2 separate regions of the Homo sapiens genome follow, and region 1 is linked to region 2. A link is an interaction called in ENCODE POLR2A ChIA-PET data of the cell type or tissue named here. Cell type or tissue: PC-9. All regions are shown on one strand. Each heading gives the region's core, and the rest is flanking DNA. Links, peaks and the distances in the headings are about the cores only. Region 1 overlaps SIL1 (SIL1 nucleotide exchange factor). Region 2 overlaps SIL1 (SIL1 nucleotide exchange factor).

Region 1 (10,131 bases), core at 4,424-6,923, 210 kb before region 2:
CTGTCTTTTCAGCCACCCGGGTGAGCAAAAGACAGAACAATGGCTCAGGAATGGGGACAACTCAGGCAAAAGGGCCTAGTCACAGGGGTGAGGTTCTTTCCAGAATCCTCAGCACACAGCAACACCCCCAAAGGGGGCTCTAGGCTCTTGCTTTACAAAAACCGCTAGGGGCCTGTGTGTCAGCATGGCTGACAGGAAGCGGTTATACTGAGGAAAAAGAGATGAAGTCAAAAGATAAAGTTGACAGATATTAGGGTTGTTTCCACATTTTGCCTATGAACTTGCCTCTTCTAGCCTTTGCCAAGAACAATGAAATAAGAAGTCTGAAGAGCTGAATGTCCATGCCAGGGTGCTTCATCAAAGCACCTCAGGGATCCTAGACTTGACTGCCGAGAGGAGGCATTTTAGTCAGGCAAAGAGGTTGGAGGTGTGGTATGGGTGCTTAAAGTTGGCTAAGTGCTAAAAAAGGTGGACAGTTTGGACAACCAGTCTATGAGTCCCATGGCAGGGAAGGAGGTAACCTAAGAGACAAGCAGGGGTCCAAAAGAGAGGTCTGGAAACTCATCAGTTGCAGCATCAAGAAAGGTATTCAAAGGCAAGGGCCCTTGCCCTTCCATCCCAGACTTCCACTGTGTCACTTTTCATGAGGGAAAGGAAGGAGGGCACAGTGAGTTTTAGAGGCACATGCATGCACACACACATATATGGAGTTGCCTCTGGGAATGTAAATAAATATTCATGAACAGCTCAGTGTATGAAAAGCAAGGACAGAGGATGAAAAATGGTGCCAATTAGAAAGAAAGGGTGGTATCTATTTTTAAAGTGGCTGAATAAACAGTAAAGGATTGCTTGCTAAAAATACTGTGCTTGACCCCCTCCCCAGTGGCAGAGTCCCTCTCCTGTGCTTGGTAACAACAGGCAAACTCTCCTCCCAGTGTGGCAGGTCTAATGCTGCCATGGCAGCCTCATGTTCTTATGAGAGGTTCACCCTGGGCCAGGTATGGTGGCTCTCGCCTGTAATCCCAGCACTTAGGGAGGCCGAGGCAGGCGGATCACTTGAGGTCAGGGGTTTGAGACTAGCCTGGCCAACATGGAGAAACCCCATTTCTATAAAAGATACAAAAATTTGCTGGCTCTGGTGGCGCATACTTGTAATCCCAGCTACTTGAGAGGCTGAGAGGCTGAGGCAGGAGAATCGCTTGAACCCAGGTGGCGGAGGTTGCAGCAAGCCAAGATCACGTCACTGCCCTCTAGCCTGGGCAACAGAGTGAGACTCTGTCTCCAAAAAAAAAAAAAAAAAAAAGTTTACCCTGGGTGCCTGTCTCCAGTAAGAAGGAGATTTCTTGTGAGAAGCATTCTGGGTCTCGGACCACAAGCTGATAATGGCACTCATGCCTCAGAGGTGACTCAGGTTCTCAACAGTCTCCAAAAGATCCCTTGGCAAGAGGGAGCAAGTGAATGCAGGACTCCACTGGAGAATCCAACTATGGAGGCATCAGAACCAATGTAACAAAAAAGGAGGGGAGAGTCCCCAAATTATCCTCCCCAGAGTCCAGATCATATGGGAGTATTTCATGAGAGTCATTTCATGGGACTAGTGGGGCACTGAAATCAAGTTTCTTATCCACTGCCCACTCCTGATACACATGCACCAGGATATTCCCCCCTGGGATTAGATCTGACTGATGGCACATGAAAATAAAGGCAAGGAGTGAAGCTCAGTATGATTCATGGACAGAGAAAACAACAGGAACCCAAATTGTATGTGGGCCAGTGATGGGCAGGGACTGGAGTTTCTGTTCTGTCCCAGATGCGCAAATCTCACCCAAGTCAGTCCTGTAGGAAAAGCACTTGCTCTCCCACGCTCACGCCTGCTCTCGCGTGCTCTCAATCTCTCTCTCTTTTTTTTTTCTCTCTCTCAGCATTTATCACCACTTGGCACCACACTGTGGTTAGAAGTCTGGCTTTGAAGTCACGCTGCCTGGGTTCATGTCTTGGCTCTGACACAGTCTAGCTGGGCGACACTAGGCAAGTACTTAACCTCCCCAAGCCTCAGTTTCTCCATGCATAAAATGGAAATAGTAATTGTCTTTACTCCATAACAGTACTTACTTGGCCAGATTCAATGAGAGCATGCAGTGACTCTCAGCTCGGTGCCTGACATGTTGTAGGTACTTTTTTCTAAATATTCTTCATGTCTTGGTCTAGACTCTAAACATTTTGAGGACAGTAACCATGCCAAATGCATCTTCCTATCCTCTAAGAGTGTAACAGAGTTGAAATTCAGTAAACTTTTGTCAAATGAGCTGGCTTCCCTGAGCATGTTTGCCATGGGCAACAAACCCAGCTGGCAAATGCATTTGTCCAGTTCACCGGCCCCATTTGTTCTCATCACCTCAAGATAAATCCTCCCAACCACCAGCAAGGTGTGCAGGGTGGGCAGCATCTGCCCCTCCCTCCATTAGGAAAAGGTGAGAATAAATTGGAAAACAAACAGCCACAGGCAGTATTTGCAGCTCCTCAGAGCGATGCCCTATCGATTTTTAAGTGTCACTGTTAATAACAACAACAACTGGCAGTGATACAACATTTTTCTTCCAAAACAATCAGAGCATTTTATAGAGACAATTTCATCTATCTCTCCATGGCTCCAGCAGGAGCAGGAGAATATTCCCCACTTCAAGTAAAGGGCAGGAGAGGCCAAGGGGTTTGGCCAAGGTCACTGTACAAGTCAGTGGGATGCCGGTGCTCCTGGTCTCTGCGGCCCTCTGCATCCCTGGATGGCATCTCCCTAGGACAGAACTTCCCTAGCATAGTTCTTTTCAGATGTTTAGCAAAGTTAACCTTTTAACAAAACACCCATGGGTGGAGGGTGGCATCAAGCACTATTCCAAAAAGCATCCTCTTGGCGGGAAGCCCTTAGACATGACCACTCCTTGGCTTAGTCTTCCTCTTCCTGTGTGCCATCAAGAATCACACCTACCAGTTGGGCGTGGTGGCTCATGCCTGTAATCCCAGCACTTTGGGAGGCTGAGGCAGGCAGATCACCTAAGGTTAGGAGTTCGAGGCCAGCCTGGGCAACATGGTGAAACACCATCTCTGCTAAAAATACAAAAATTAGCCAGGCATGGCGGCTTGCACCTATTAGTCCCAGCAACTCAGGGGGGCTGAGGCACGAGAATCACTTGAACCCAGAAGGCAGAGGGTGCAGTGAGCCAAGATCATGCCACTGCACTCCATTCTGGGTGACAGAGTGAGACACTGTCTCAAAAAAAAAAAAAAAAAAAAAAAAAAAAGGCCGGGCGCGGTGGCTCACACCTGTCATCCCAGCACTTTGGGAGGCCGAGGAGGGCGGATCACGAGGTCAGGAGATTGAGACCATCCTGGCTAACATGGTGAAAGCCTTTCTCTACTATAAGTACAAAAAATTAGCCAGGCGTGGTGGCAGATGCCTGTAGTCCCAGGTACTCGGGAGGCTGAGGCAGGAGAATGGCGTGAACCCGGGCGGAGGAGCTTGCAGTGAGCCGAGATCGCGCCACTGCACTCCAGCCTGGGCGACAGAGCGAGATTTTGTCTCGAAAAAAAAAAAAGAAAAAAGAAATCAATCACACCCACCTAGTAGTCCAGAGGCTGGAGTGCCACACAAAGGGAGGCAGAGAAAGGACAGGTCCAATCTTACCCATGCGACACACAGATGTGTGTCCAAGGAGATTCCCGTCCAACCACCCACTCTACCCTGCCCGGACTCCCACGCTCCACCCCTCCCCAACACAGAACTCTACTCCCAAGAGTGACGTCTGGCAGAAACTATGAACATGAATGACAGTGATGCCCAAGCAGACAGACACAGTCTCTGTGAGACACATGCCAAGTGAGCATCCCTCCTCCCAGAGATGGACCCTAACCACCACTAGACAAGAGCTTCCTCTGCTGGAAACAGCTCATCCAGCCATCTCCATGATACATACCCTGCCCACAGCTCTGGGCATCAGGCAGATAGGTGGGACAGGAGGCCACAAGTAGTGTGTGTCATCCTGAAGGCTAAAATCAAAGCTTCCTGTCACACTGGGCTATGTCGGGGGATTAGCAAAGGTAGCTAATCCTGGTGCAGAGGATAGGTTCCAATCAAGATCTGAAAAATCAAAGGCTGAGGAAGGCACTGAATAAGATCTCCTGCACCTTATATAACCAGCAGGCTCAAGTGTCTGGTCTGTCCTCTTGTCACTGAATAGAGCAGCTGTGCTTGCAGGACTTCAGGAGAAACAGCACTCAAGGCAGATGAGAGATAATATCCAGGCTCAAGTACAAAAGAGGAATGAACTCCTTAGAACCTGGATGCCAAGGATTACTTAGTCTCAGGCAGGACTGATACTATCCCACCAACCCTCCCTCTCTTACGGTGTTTTTTTTTTTGTTTGCTTTTGTTTTTTTTTTTTTGAGACAGAGTCTCACTCTGGAGACTCTGTCACCCAGGCTGGAGTGCAGTGGGGTGATCTTGGCTCACTGCAACCTGTGCCTCCTAGGTTCAAGCGATTCTCCTGCCTCAGCCTCCCAAACAGCTGGGACTACAGGCATGTGCCACCATGCCTGGCTAATTTTTGTATTTTTAGTAGAGATTGGGTTTTGCCCTGTTGGCCAGGCTGGTCTCAAACTCCTGACCTCAGGTGATCCACCCACCTTAGCCTCCCAAAGTGCTAGGATTACAGGCATGAGCCACTGCACCCAGCCTCTTATGCATTCTTGAGGCCTGTGAGCTCTAGAGAATCAGGCATAGCCTCCCAAGTGGGATTACCAACCCCTACCATCCCCTTATACCCAGACAAAAGCAGGAAGGAAAATCTGACCACTTCTTGCTCTTGAGGGCCCAAGCTAGGGTGTGGGCAAAGGGTCCAGCTGAGTCTAAGCTGGAAAGCAGGGCGATGCCTCTGATAAGAACAAAGGCTGTATCAGACACAGGGGATGAGATGCTTCTCAGGCGCTATTCTTCACAAAGGGGACACCAGCAAAATAGGCAAATTAAACTCATTTGTGCCTGGCACAACGGCAGCAGTGGAAGCTACAGCCAGAGCAGCTAGAGGGGCCGAGGTAATGGCAGGACATGGCAGTGGGCACATGGGGAGAAGAGAAGCAGGGCTCAGCTCTTATCTCTATAGCATCCTAAGGGTGTGGCATGGGCCCTGGTTCACCAGCTCTGATGTGGGACCAAGAAACCTCACCTCCATCCCTTGGGGATATTTTAAGTATGTTCAATTTTGAGAGTGCCAGAGTTAAGAAATGCTGTCAGGGGAGTTGTTTTTGTGTGTTTTTGGTCTCCTTCTGAGATGGCTTTGCTGTACTTGTTTCCATCTAGGGATGAGTGAGATCCCTTATGGTTCCCTTTGACCTGCCTGATTAGCGATTCCACAGGAAAACACCTCCCATGACAAAATGAAAGTAGACTTCAAGCCACCTTCCTTCAGGCTGACTCCTGTGTAAATGAGCTGCCTGCAGCCTGACTCACGGCAGCTCAAAATGGAAAAATGAAGAGAAACAAACCAGTGTAGTTCAAAGGTAAGGGTGAGACTTGCCTATCACGTGAAGCTTCTATGGGCCTAACCCAGCACGCTGCCAGGGACTTGGCATGGGTATACAATTCAGGAAGGAAGGAACTCAGGGCACACTTCTCAAGCCAGAAAGAACCTCATATCTAGTGCTCTTGTTTTCACAGAGACTTAAAGTCTCACAGAAGTAAAATGATGGCTTAAAAGTCAGTTCTCTGACTGTCGACCCAAGACTGTATCCCATGTGTCCAGACTCCTGAGTTCAGGACTAGGTCAGAGTCACACTGAGTCAGGGGCCCCTGTACATATTTGCATCACCTCCCACCCCATGGCCATGGCTAGAGATAAGTGGTGGCAGAGCTGTGGGCGGGAACGTGGACTTCCTCCCTCAGCGACTGGCCAGTGAAGTAGAGCCCGCTGATGAAGGCAAACCCTGCAATCTCCAGCTCCACAGATGATGTTCTGTACTAACAGGCTCCCTGGCAAGGCAGCAGGGCACCCATCATCCTAATGGACTTTGTGATTAACATGGCTAGTCCACCTACAGCGCCAGGCCCTCTCCCTTCCCTCCCTCTGGATTGCAGGGTCCCCACAGGCAGCAGCTACCCCAGGTGTCTGTTTGATCCAAACATTAAAAAAGCGTCCATTCACTATAGCAAAGAGGCAGTTATTTCAAACCTATACATTATGCATCCCTGCTGGAAAGAAAAAAGAGCAAAATTAAATTAAAATTCTCTCTGGAAGATTTCTGCCCAGAAAGACAGAAAAGCACTCTGGAGTTGTACCTAGTTCCCAACTCCAAGCAGCTCTCTGCTGCCCTTCCCCTGCTTCCCCTCCTGGCTGGACAGCTCCAGATGTGTCTCTGAGTTTCAATGATTCACTCTAATGATAATGCACCCTCTGAACAAATCACGGACTCTGATTGATTTAGGACGCAACTTGCACAAATACCTGTAATCTAGTTCTAATCTTGTTTGTTTCCATTCCAATTATCCTGCATCAATGGTTTAAAAATGGGAACCGTCTGGTGCATACATCCAATCCATTTTAATAGAGGATAAATCTGGGTTATTGTGACCCTTTCCTCTCCCAGGCGCAGGACAACACCAGCCCTCTCAAGGCACTGATTGGGCAGAATCAGCTCTAACTCTATTCAACTCTTCAAGGATTCAATTAATCATAAAGCCAATTCCATTCTAGGCTCCATCTGTCTTGCCTCCTTCGGGGACTAATAATCACTCACTGTGTGTTTTTACACACTAGTTGAACTGAAATTAAGACTGATTTCATCATGGAACACTCAAAAAGAAAATACATTTCTTGAAGAAAAATTTCAGAGCTACTTTAAAGTTCTGTTCAGATAAAGATATTTGTAAATATAAACAAAAACAATTTTAACTTCAAACTTCTTGACATTGTAAAATAATTCCTGCCCCCAAATCCTTGGAAAAGGGCAGCTTCTCAGGAGAATCAGAAACTCCTGAGATTGGATCAGACAACAGAAAGACTCAATTTGTCCTTGGGCACAACATAGGTACCTAAAACATGGGAGGGGAAAAAAAATTGGGTCAATTTGATATTTGATGCACTATTTTGTTTTATTTATGATAGATTATTTTATTTTATTTTATTTTATTTTATTTTATTTTATTTTATTTTATTTATTTTGAGACAGGGCCTGGCTCTGTCACCCAGGCTGGAGTGCAGTGGCATGATCACAGCTCACTGTAATCTCCTTAAGTGATCCTCCCACCTCAGCCTCCCAAGTAGCTGGGACTACAGGCACACACCACCACTCTTGGTTGCTTTTTGTATCTTTTTTGGTACAGATGGGGTTTCACCATGTTGGCCAGGCTGGTCTCAAACTCCTGGCCTCAATTGATCTACCCACTCGGCCTCCCACAGTGCTGGGATTGCATTATTAAAAAAAAAATCTAACTAGTCATCCATTCTGGGACCAGAGGACTTAACCTAAAATTTAGAATTATTTTTATTTTGCATTACCTATTCATGAAGGCAGGGAGGTCAGGGAAGATAGGGCACCATATTCTTTTCAATGTGTAGGACCTCTAGAAGTTTTCAGCTGGCCCTGAGGAGTCTAAACCCTCACACTCCTCTAAAGGGCATGATATATGGCTTTTGTATTCCTGCATAGCCTGGCTCTCATAGAAGCATTAAAGTGACTGCCCTGGCAAACACTCTAAATGGAGCCCTCTTACTACACCCATCTCATCCCCTACCCTGAGGATAATCTCTTTACCAGGAGCATGACCATGGAAAGGGCCACGGCCCAACCAGCTGGCCACCTGGATCTAGAAGCAAGCCTAACTTGTCAGCAGGTTTCAACAGAGAAAATGAAAATAGTTGAGCTTTTTATTTTTTGAGACAAGAGTTTTGCTCTTGTCACCCAGGCTAGAGTGCAATGGCGTGATCTCGGCTCAATGCAACATCCATCTCCCGGGTTCAAGCAATTCTGCCTCTGCCTCCCAAGTAGCTGGGATTACAGGCATGCGCCACCATGCCCAGCTAATTTTGTATTTTTAGTAGAGACAGGGTTTCACCATGTTGGCCAGCCTGGTCTCAAACTCCTGACCTCAGGTGATCTGCCCACCTCAGCCTCCCAAAGTGTTGGGATTATAGATGTGAGACACTGCGCCTGGCCAAGTTTTTTACTTTTTACTTTTTACAATTGTAAAGACAAAGCATTTGGGCCTCTCCAGAGTCCAAAGCTCCTGGTGGCCATTGTACGCCTAGCACAGACCCGTACACCTGGTTCTTACAGAACAGTCCCAGCACAATGGAGGGAACATGCTGCAGCCAAGGAGACACAGCATGTGGCTTCTTTATTGCCTTAACAGATTTTAAACTAAAATTTTGAATTACACAGATTCCCAATCAGAACTAATGACATAGGCATTCCAAACTTAACATCAAAGATGTTTTGTGAGTCATATTGGCTCTAAAAAACCATCAGTAATCACTTCTTAGACACAACAATCAAATACCTCCTTCGTTTAAACAATAAATTTTGCCTACTAATAAGTCTAATTAATTGAAGCACTGTCATTTTTAAACGTAGGTCAATGTAAGCATTTTCCCAAAAGTTTCCACCTGAGTCATTCTACAACTATTGAAAGCAAAGAAACTATCTCCTAAGAAGCTCTTTATGGACTGATAAAGAATGATATTCAAGATACAGTGCTACCAGCCTGACCAACCCAGTGAAACCCCATCTCTACAAAAAATTTTTAAATTGGCCAGGCATGGTGGTACGTACCTGTGGTCCCAGCTACTTGGGAGGCTGAGGCAGGAGGATCGCTTGAGCCCAGGAGGTTGAAGCTGCACTAAGCTATGATTGCACCCCTGCACTCTAGCTTGGGTGAGAGCGAGACCGTATCTCTACCAAATAAGCAAACAAAATACTTATATAGTTAAACAGAAAAAGTAAATTACAGAATGATGAATCTACAGTAAACTGCCTTTCATGTAAAAACAATATATGGAAATATTTACTTTAACATGGAAAAATATCTCTAGAAGAAACTGACAACACTGGTTGCCTTGAGGCAGGGAAGCAGGGTAGCAAAGGGACACGGTGGAAGGACACAGTGGAGGATACTTTTCATATCCTCTGGTGCCGTTTGAATTTTGAGCCATGTGACTGTATTACCAAATCAGAGTTGAAAACATGAAGTTTAAGTAAGTCATCTCATAGACAGTAATCTGGACACTTACCAAAATACTACAGAGAAGTCAGACCATGTTCCACAGGGAAAACAAGAATCTTATATATCCCAGCCAGGCATGGTGGCTCACACCTGTAATCCCAGCACTTTGGGAGGCCAAGGCGGGCAGATCACTTGAGGCCAGGAGTTCTAGACCAGCCTGGCCAACACAGTGAAACCCCATCTCTACCAAAAATTACAGAAATTATCTTAGTCATATGGTTTGAATGAACCTCTGTGTACAGACTTCACGAACACCATCAAGATTAGCCATGGCAAGAGAAAAATGGGGCCCCCAGTGGTCACTACACATATCTGAGGGCAGATGGCAGCAGCACAGGAGGGAGGGAAGAAAGAGAGGAAGGAAGACAGGAAGGAAAGGAGAGAGATACGGAAGGAGGGAGGGGAAGAAGGCTGGAAACAAGGGCCGCACTCCTTTATGTAGGACACCTTTTGCCCTCTAAGGCATCATCTAGCTTGATAAGCCCCCAACAGTTTCTCTCCTTTGCAAAAGGGGAAACTGCAGCTCATTTAAGTCACAGTTCATAGTGAGTTACAGGGGTGGAGAGGGTGGCTTTACATGAACTTTGCAGGAACACATCACTTCTGATCCTAGGACTTCTCTAACTGCACGGGAAATGCCATCTGAAGGCCATGTCTTATCCTGAAAACTCAGAGTTTCTGACTCATCTTCTCATTCTGACTGCCAGCTGGCTCTGTGGTCTTGAACAAATCACTGCAGCAGAGGTACTGAGTGGGAACAGAGGCTCCTCCATTCAGCCACTGATCACTGTCCATGGCTCTTTGGGAAAGGCATGCGTGCGACAGGAATTTCACGTTAAGGGTCACAGGTAGGCACCAGGGCT
Region 2 (6,897 bases), core at 492-2,991:
GGGTGAGCAGATTACCTGATGTCAGGAGTTCAAGACCAGCCTGGCCAACATGGTAAAACCCCATCTCTACTGCAAATACAAAAATTAGCCGGCCATGGTGGCAAGCACCTGTAATCCCAGCTGCTTAGGAGGCTGAGGCACAAGAATCACTTGAACCTGGGAGGCAGAGGTTGCAGTGAGCCAAGATCACACTCACACCTGGGTGACAGTGAGACTCTGTCTCAAAAAAAAAAAAAAAAAAAAAAAAGCATCCTTAAATACTTACTTACAACTTACTTATGAGCTGGCCCCTTAAGCTTCCAATACACACTATCCACAGCACTCAAAGCATGGCCAATCAATGTTGTCTGTATCGATTGTCCTACTTTATGTTATTCCACTGGGCTGAAGCCTGCTAGTTTTCTAGTTTGGTCAGATGGCTGCTTTCCCCTTGGGAGCCTCACAAAAATGAGACTATCCCCAGAGGTAAAGAAATGTCCATTTAAAAGCCCACTGGTATAGCTGGGCATGGTGGCTCACACTTGTAATCCCAGTGCTCTAGAAGGCCAAGGTAGGGCATCACTTGAGGCCAGGAATTTAAGATCAGCCTGGGCAATGTTGCAAGCAAGACCCTGTCTCTTTAAAAAAAAAAAAAAAAATTAAATTAGCCAGGCATGGTGGTGCACACCCATGGTCCTAGCTACTTGGGAGGCTGAGGTGGGAGGATCACTTGAGCCCAGGAGTTGGAGGTTGCAATGAGCTATGATCACACCACTATACTCCAGCGTGGGCAACAGAGTGAGACCCTCTTAAAAAGGGCCAGGCACAGTGGCTCACGCCTGTAATCCCAGCACTTTGGAAGGCCGAGGCCGGCAGATCTCGAGGCCAGGAGTTTGAGACCAGCCTGGCCAATATGGTGAAATCCCATCTCTACTAAAAATACAAAAATTAGCCAGGCGTGGTGGCAGGCGCCTGTAGTCCCAGCTACTCGGAAGGCTGAGGCAGAAGAATCACTTGAACCTGGGAGGCAGAGGTTGCAGTGAGCCGAGATTGTGCCACTGCACTCCAGCCTGGGCAACAGAGCAAGATGCTGTCTCAAAAAAAAAAAAAAAAAAAAAAATCCACTGGCGAGTGAGGCATGGTGGTACATGCATGTAATCCCAGCTACTCAGGAGGTTGAGGTGGAAGGATTGCTTGATCCCAGGAGTTCAAGACTAGCCTGGGCAACATAGCAAGACCCCATCTCAAAAAAAAAAAAAAAAGTCCATTGGCATTAGCTTTCCTCACCAGAACTTTAGGATGTATCTCAGATTATTCTTCCAGTTTCTAGATCTCTTTCCCATCACAAGACTGAAGAAGCAAACTACTTGCAGAGATGGAAGTAGCCAGATGTGGAGATGAGTTCACTGACCACTTTGATGTTTTTCTGCCAGTGATGATAAGTGGTAACCAAAAGGGATGATCAAGAACTTCCTCAGTCACAACATAGCCTATGAGCAGACCTCAGAAACATACCCTTCCCCATTTCTCTGTAGATGTGAAATGTGAAATGTGACAAGGGCCAAACATCAGACTCTTCCCAAAGGTTCCGATGTCCAGTCTGGGGACACCTGGGCCAACACAGCAGCCCCAGCTGTGAAGATGGAAGGTCCAAGAGGCACCAGAGAAGCAGATGATAAATGGACCACCTCAAAATCCAAAGACTGGAAGAAAATTAAAACAATAAAGAATAAACTTGGCTGGGTGTGGTGGTTCACACTTAATAATCCCAGTACTTTGGGAGACCGAGGCAGGAGAAATGCTTGAGCCCAGAAGTTCAAGACCAGCCTGAGCAACACAGTGAGACTGTCTCTACCAAAAAAAAAAAAAATTAGCCAGATGTGGTGGCACATGCCTGTAGTACCAGCTACTCAGGAGGCTGAGGCAGGAGAATCACTTGAACCCAGGAGGCAGAGGTTGCAGTGAGCCAAGATCACGCCATTGCACTCCAGCCTGGGCAACAAGAGCGAAACTCAGTCTCAAAAAAAAAAAAAAAAAAAAAAAAAAAACAGGAAAGGAAACGAAAAAGCTTGTGGTACTAGCTGTTTCTTCTGGATAAAAAACTGGCCTTGATGACTACATTAAAGAAAGAATATCAGATAAGACCATGCATTCTCAGTGAGTGCAGTAACAGCCCAGAAGGGGTGAAAATTGATTCTTGGGGGAAAAAAAGTTAGATATTACAATGGTTTGTGGCCATCCAAAGGGCCACAATACAAAAACAGATACACAGTACATCTGTGGTATTAAAATTCCATTGGGGGTAGCTGGGCACGATGGCTCATGCCTGTAATCCCAGCACTTTGGGAGACTGAGGTGGGCAGATCACTTAAGGCCAGGAGTTCAAGACCAGCCTGGCCAACATGGCAAAACACAAAAACTACTACTAAATAACACAAAAATTAGTTGGGCATGGTGGTGGGCGCCTATAATCCCAGTTACTCAGGAGGCTGAAGCACAAGAATCACTTGAACCCAGGAGGCAGAGGCCACAGTGAGCAGAGATCACACCACTGCACTCCAGCCTGGGCGACAGAGTGAGACTCCCTCTCAAAAAAACATTCCACTGGGGAGTAGACAATTAAGGGAAAAAAAGTCTCAAAATATGATAATGAACAAAAGGTTGAAAAATAATTAGATGAACCCAAAGGGTTGAGTCTTAGATGAACCCTAAGGGCACAGTGTTCATTAACTTGTATAATGGTCATGGGTAGGGTAACTAACTTGTCCTGGTTTGCCCCGGACTTTCCTGCTTTTGGCACTAAAAGTCCCACATACGGATATCCCTCTGTCCTGGGAAAACTGGCATGGTGGTCCACTCTTCTCAAGAGAGAGATCAATGAAGGCATTCCCATTTCACAAATGAGGTGACACCAAGAAACACAGTGGTTGTCACGGATTCACAGCACTTTAGCAGCATTCCTGAGGCAAGGCTGGCTCTTTCCATTTGTCTAGTCCTATGCTCACAACTCTCTGCCCCTGATTTCCACTTTGGCAGAGAATGTTACTCATGAATTGATTATGCCACTTCCTTCTCAATACCAAAGCCAAGGGCAGTATTAGGAGGATGAAGGCAAACATGGCCAGCCAGCATAATCACAGCCATGTCTTACAGCTGCCTGGTGGAACCTGAAGGAACTACAAGTCTGGGCTGAATATAGTTTTGTTGCTACTGGATTCTGGGTACAAATTTGCAAAAGTAAGAATGCCAGGTGTAAACTCCTCACAAGCTAGGAAAATTCCTAGCTTGAGGTTCTCCACATGTGTCTGAGCAGCCCGAATCTTTTACAAGGTTTTTGTCCCAAAGATGAACTCAGTTATTGCTTATGCTAGGAATCAGGGGTTACCCAAGGCCTCACTCTGAATGGCAACAGGCTATTCTCCTACTCCCCTACTCAGCAGTGAAATCCTTGGTGAAAGTAAAGGAAGAAAAGAAAAGGGCATGCTATTCCGTCTTTAGTCTACGTATAATTAAAATACAAGACTCTCTGCTGTAGAAGACTAAGGTTTGCAGTTTAAGGCCGACTCAGAAAAGGATAAAGTATTCATCCTTGCTCAGAAAGAGAGAAGATTAGCTCCACAGGATGGGTCTCCAAATTGACACCAAATCCAGGAGTTAGAGATGGCTGTGCTACAGAGCGTGATCCAAGCACCATCTGGAGCCCCCAGAAAAAAATCCCTAGGAATAGCGACTAAGGGACTAGCATTGTAAGAGAGTTCAGATTAGCTCTCCTGAAAAGAGGCTTACTACAAGAGACTGGCAGACAGCCTCTGCAGCAAAACTTCACTTAGGAAAGGACAGAAAATGAATGAAGAAAGACAGGGGGAGGCTGAGCAGGTCAGAGTATGAATCCACAAGTATGTGAAAAAGAGAATCCACCTATTTCGAAAAAGGTACAACTTCCTTTCAGAGCCTTTTTTTTTTTTTTTGAGACAGAATCTCTCGCTCTATCACCCAGGCTGGAGTGCAATGGCACAATGATCTCGGCTCATTGCAACCTCCGCCTCCCGAGTTCAAGTGATTCTCCTGCCTCAGCCTCCCGAGTAGCTGGGATTACAGGCATGCGCCACCACGCCCGGCTAATTTTGCATTTTTAGTAGAGACGGGGTTTCTCCATGTTGGTCAGGCTGGTCTTGAACTCCCGACCTCAGGTGATCCACCCACCTCAGCCTCCCAAAGTGCTGGGATTACAGGTGTGAGCCACCGCACCCGGCCAGAGACTCTCATGTTCTTTTGAATATTCTCATTAACGGCAAATCTTCATTCTTTGAGGGTGAAAACATTTATTGCATTCCTATGTCCCAAGAGCTTTCATGTGTAATACGTCATTTAACCACCCTTCAAAGTAAATATTATTCCCAGTTTTTTTTGTTTTGTTTTGTTTTGTTTTGAGACGGAGTCTCGCTCTGTCGCCCAGGCTGGAGTGAATGGCGTGATCTCCGCTCACTGCAAGCTCCGCTTCCCAGGTTCACGCCATTCTCCTGCCTCAGCCTCCTGAGTAGCTGGGACTACAGGCACCCACCACCTCGCCCGGGTAATTTTTTGTATTTTTAGTAGAGACGGGGTTTCACCGTGTTAGCCAGGATGGTCTCGATCTCCTGACCTCGTGATCCGCCCACCTTGGCCTCCCAAAGTGCTGGGATTACAGGCGTGAGCCACCATGCCCGGCCCTATTCCCACTGTTATGTAGTGGTACATTGAGCCCCAGAGGTGAAGTAACTTATCCAAGGTTATGTGGCTAATAAGTGGTAGACTCAGAATTAAAACTCATGTTCACCACCCTCCAAAAATCTGTTATTTCCACTTCAAAAGAACTGTTAACTCATCTGAAGACAAGGCAGGTGACAAGGTTGCTTACCCATGCCATTCGGGGTTAAATATATATAGGCTGTGTGCAGTGGCTCACGCCTGTAATCTCAACATTTTAGGAGGCCAAGACAGAAGAATCGCTTGAGGCCAGGAATTCAAAAACAGCCTGGGCAACACAGCGAGACCCTGTCTCTACAAAAATTAAAATTACAAAATTAGCTGGGCCTGGTGGTGCGCCCCTGTAGTCCCAACTACTCAGGAGGCTTTAGTGAGAGTATTACTTAAGCCCAGGAGTTCAAGGTTGCAGTGAGCTATGATTATGCCACTGCACTCCGGCCTGAACCACAGTGTGAGACCCCATCTGAAAAATAATAATAATAATAATACAGTATGGTTTAATATATTAAAGAAACTGATCTCTCGCATGGTTCAAAAAGGTCTCTGAAAACAATTCCAGAGGTGGATTTTCAAAACTGCCTTGGACAACAGCCAAATCACTTAGGCACGCCATCCTCAACTCCCACCACCTACACCTGCACACATCACTCTAAAGGAGAACATTCATTGGTGGATCAAGTTCCCACATGTCAGTTATTTTAAAATCCATTTTGTTACCTTTCAGTTTCACTTAATTAGCCTCTTCTCCTGCCAATGAAACACACCAGGGCTCACAGTTGGCCTCAGTAGAGAAGTAATAGCTGGCCTTCAGAAAACAGCAGGGAAGGGGAAGTAAGTGGGAATCAAAGTACTAGGCAACTTTTCATTCCTGGACTGCCGCATCCCTACTAACATTTCCATCACCTGTAAAATGGGAGCAGAACGTCTCTTCTATTGCCAATTTCATTAAAACAGCACATGTATTCATGAGCAGATTAAATTCACTAAACAAATGAAAGAAAGGGGAAATAAATGTGGTGTGGTAACACCATCTTAAAAACCCGAGAGCCATGTTCTCAAAACCACAGACCAAGTTCTGACCCATGTTATACAAATATCAATCCCAATATCGTTACACTCTGGCTCCCATCAAAATCCTACCCAATCCCCAAATCTGGCTATACTTTTATCAGAAAAGAAAAAAACTTGGGTGGGGTGAGAGCAGAAAAGACACACACACACAACAAAATATCTTTCACAATGTCAAAAAAAAACCTGTTTATATGCCAGGCGAGGTGGCTCATGCCTGTAATCCCAGCACTTTGGGAGGCCGAGGTAGACAGATCACCTGAGGTCAGGAGTTCGAGACCAGCCTGATCAACATGGAGAAACCCTGTCTCTATTAAAAATAGAAAATTAGCCGGGCACGATGGCGCATGCCTGTAATCCCTGCTAATCGGGAAGGTGAGGCAGGAGAATCGCTTGAACCTGGGAGGCGGAGGTTGCTGTGAGTCGAGATGGCACCATTGCACTCCAGCCTGAGAAACAAGAGCGAAACTCCGCCTCAAAAAAAAAAAAAAAAAAAAAAAACTGTTTATAAACACATCACTTTCTTCTCTTAGCAAATATGTAAGTTTCATTCTCCTCCTGTCTACTTAGTTTGGGTTAACTTAACCCCCGCCCCATCTCTCAGATCATGTTTTTATTTAGGTTTATTGAGGTGGGAAAGCCAACTGAACTTTAAACGAAGCCAGGCATTTAAGAATATTAGAAAACTGATCTTACATATATAGGTAGTCAAATATTTTTAAAAGACATCAAATGGCATTCTAATTCCTCCGGTGCAAAGAAAGCCCCAGCCTCACACGTGTTAGCATTTCCTGATTCCTGGCTTTTCCCACTCAGAGCCCCATTCCAGGGGCTCATATGTCAAGTCATTCTCTCCTGACTTCTGAAGCAGGGATTTTCAAAGCCAGGATTCCGGGACCACCTGAATGAGAACCCCCTGGGGTACAGCTGCCCACGCACCATCTTATCGGAAATCCCAGGGAATGGAGCCCAAGGCTTATGCACAAAGCCCCTAGACGATCCGAGAGATAACACTAACCAGTCTGTAACCTCTAAAGGCAAATTTTCCAGGACAAAGAAAAACAAGCAATAAGAGAGTGACAATAATTCCACATGGGAAGAGAC

Evidence for each region. Peaks named below come from ENCODE experiments on the same cell type or tissue, not always from the same donor. Only the 100,000 strongest peaks of a DNase experiment are listed, where the experiment ranks them.
Region 1: POLR2A ChIA-PET joins it to region 2 with 12 read pairs; 3 of 35 experiments call an interaction of 5 or more read pairs at or near these places.

What each region holds. Positions count from the first base shown.
Region 1 is chr5:138,979,931-138,990,061 of GRCh38, forward strand. The region is part of intron 7 of SIL1 (SIL1 nucleotide exchange factor); the gene reads right to left. Among named protein-coding and RNA genes, the nearest start is that of LRRTM2, 110 kb to the left of the region's middle. In PC-9, for the core only: no CTCF peak of the experiment used is centred there; a DNase peak (open chromatin) is centred at 5,531; H3K27ac peaks cover 706 bases.
Region 2 is chr5:139,190,999-139,197,895 of GRCh38, forward strand. The region is part of intron 1 of SIL1 (SIL1 nucleotide exchange factor); the gene reads right to left. Among named protein-coding and RNA genes, the nearest start is that of SIL1, 3.9 kb to the right of the region's middle. In PC-9, for the core only: no CTCF peak of the experiment used is centred there; no DNase peak of the experiment used is centred there.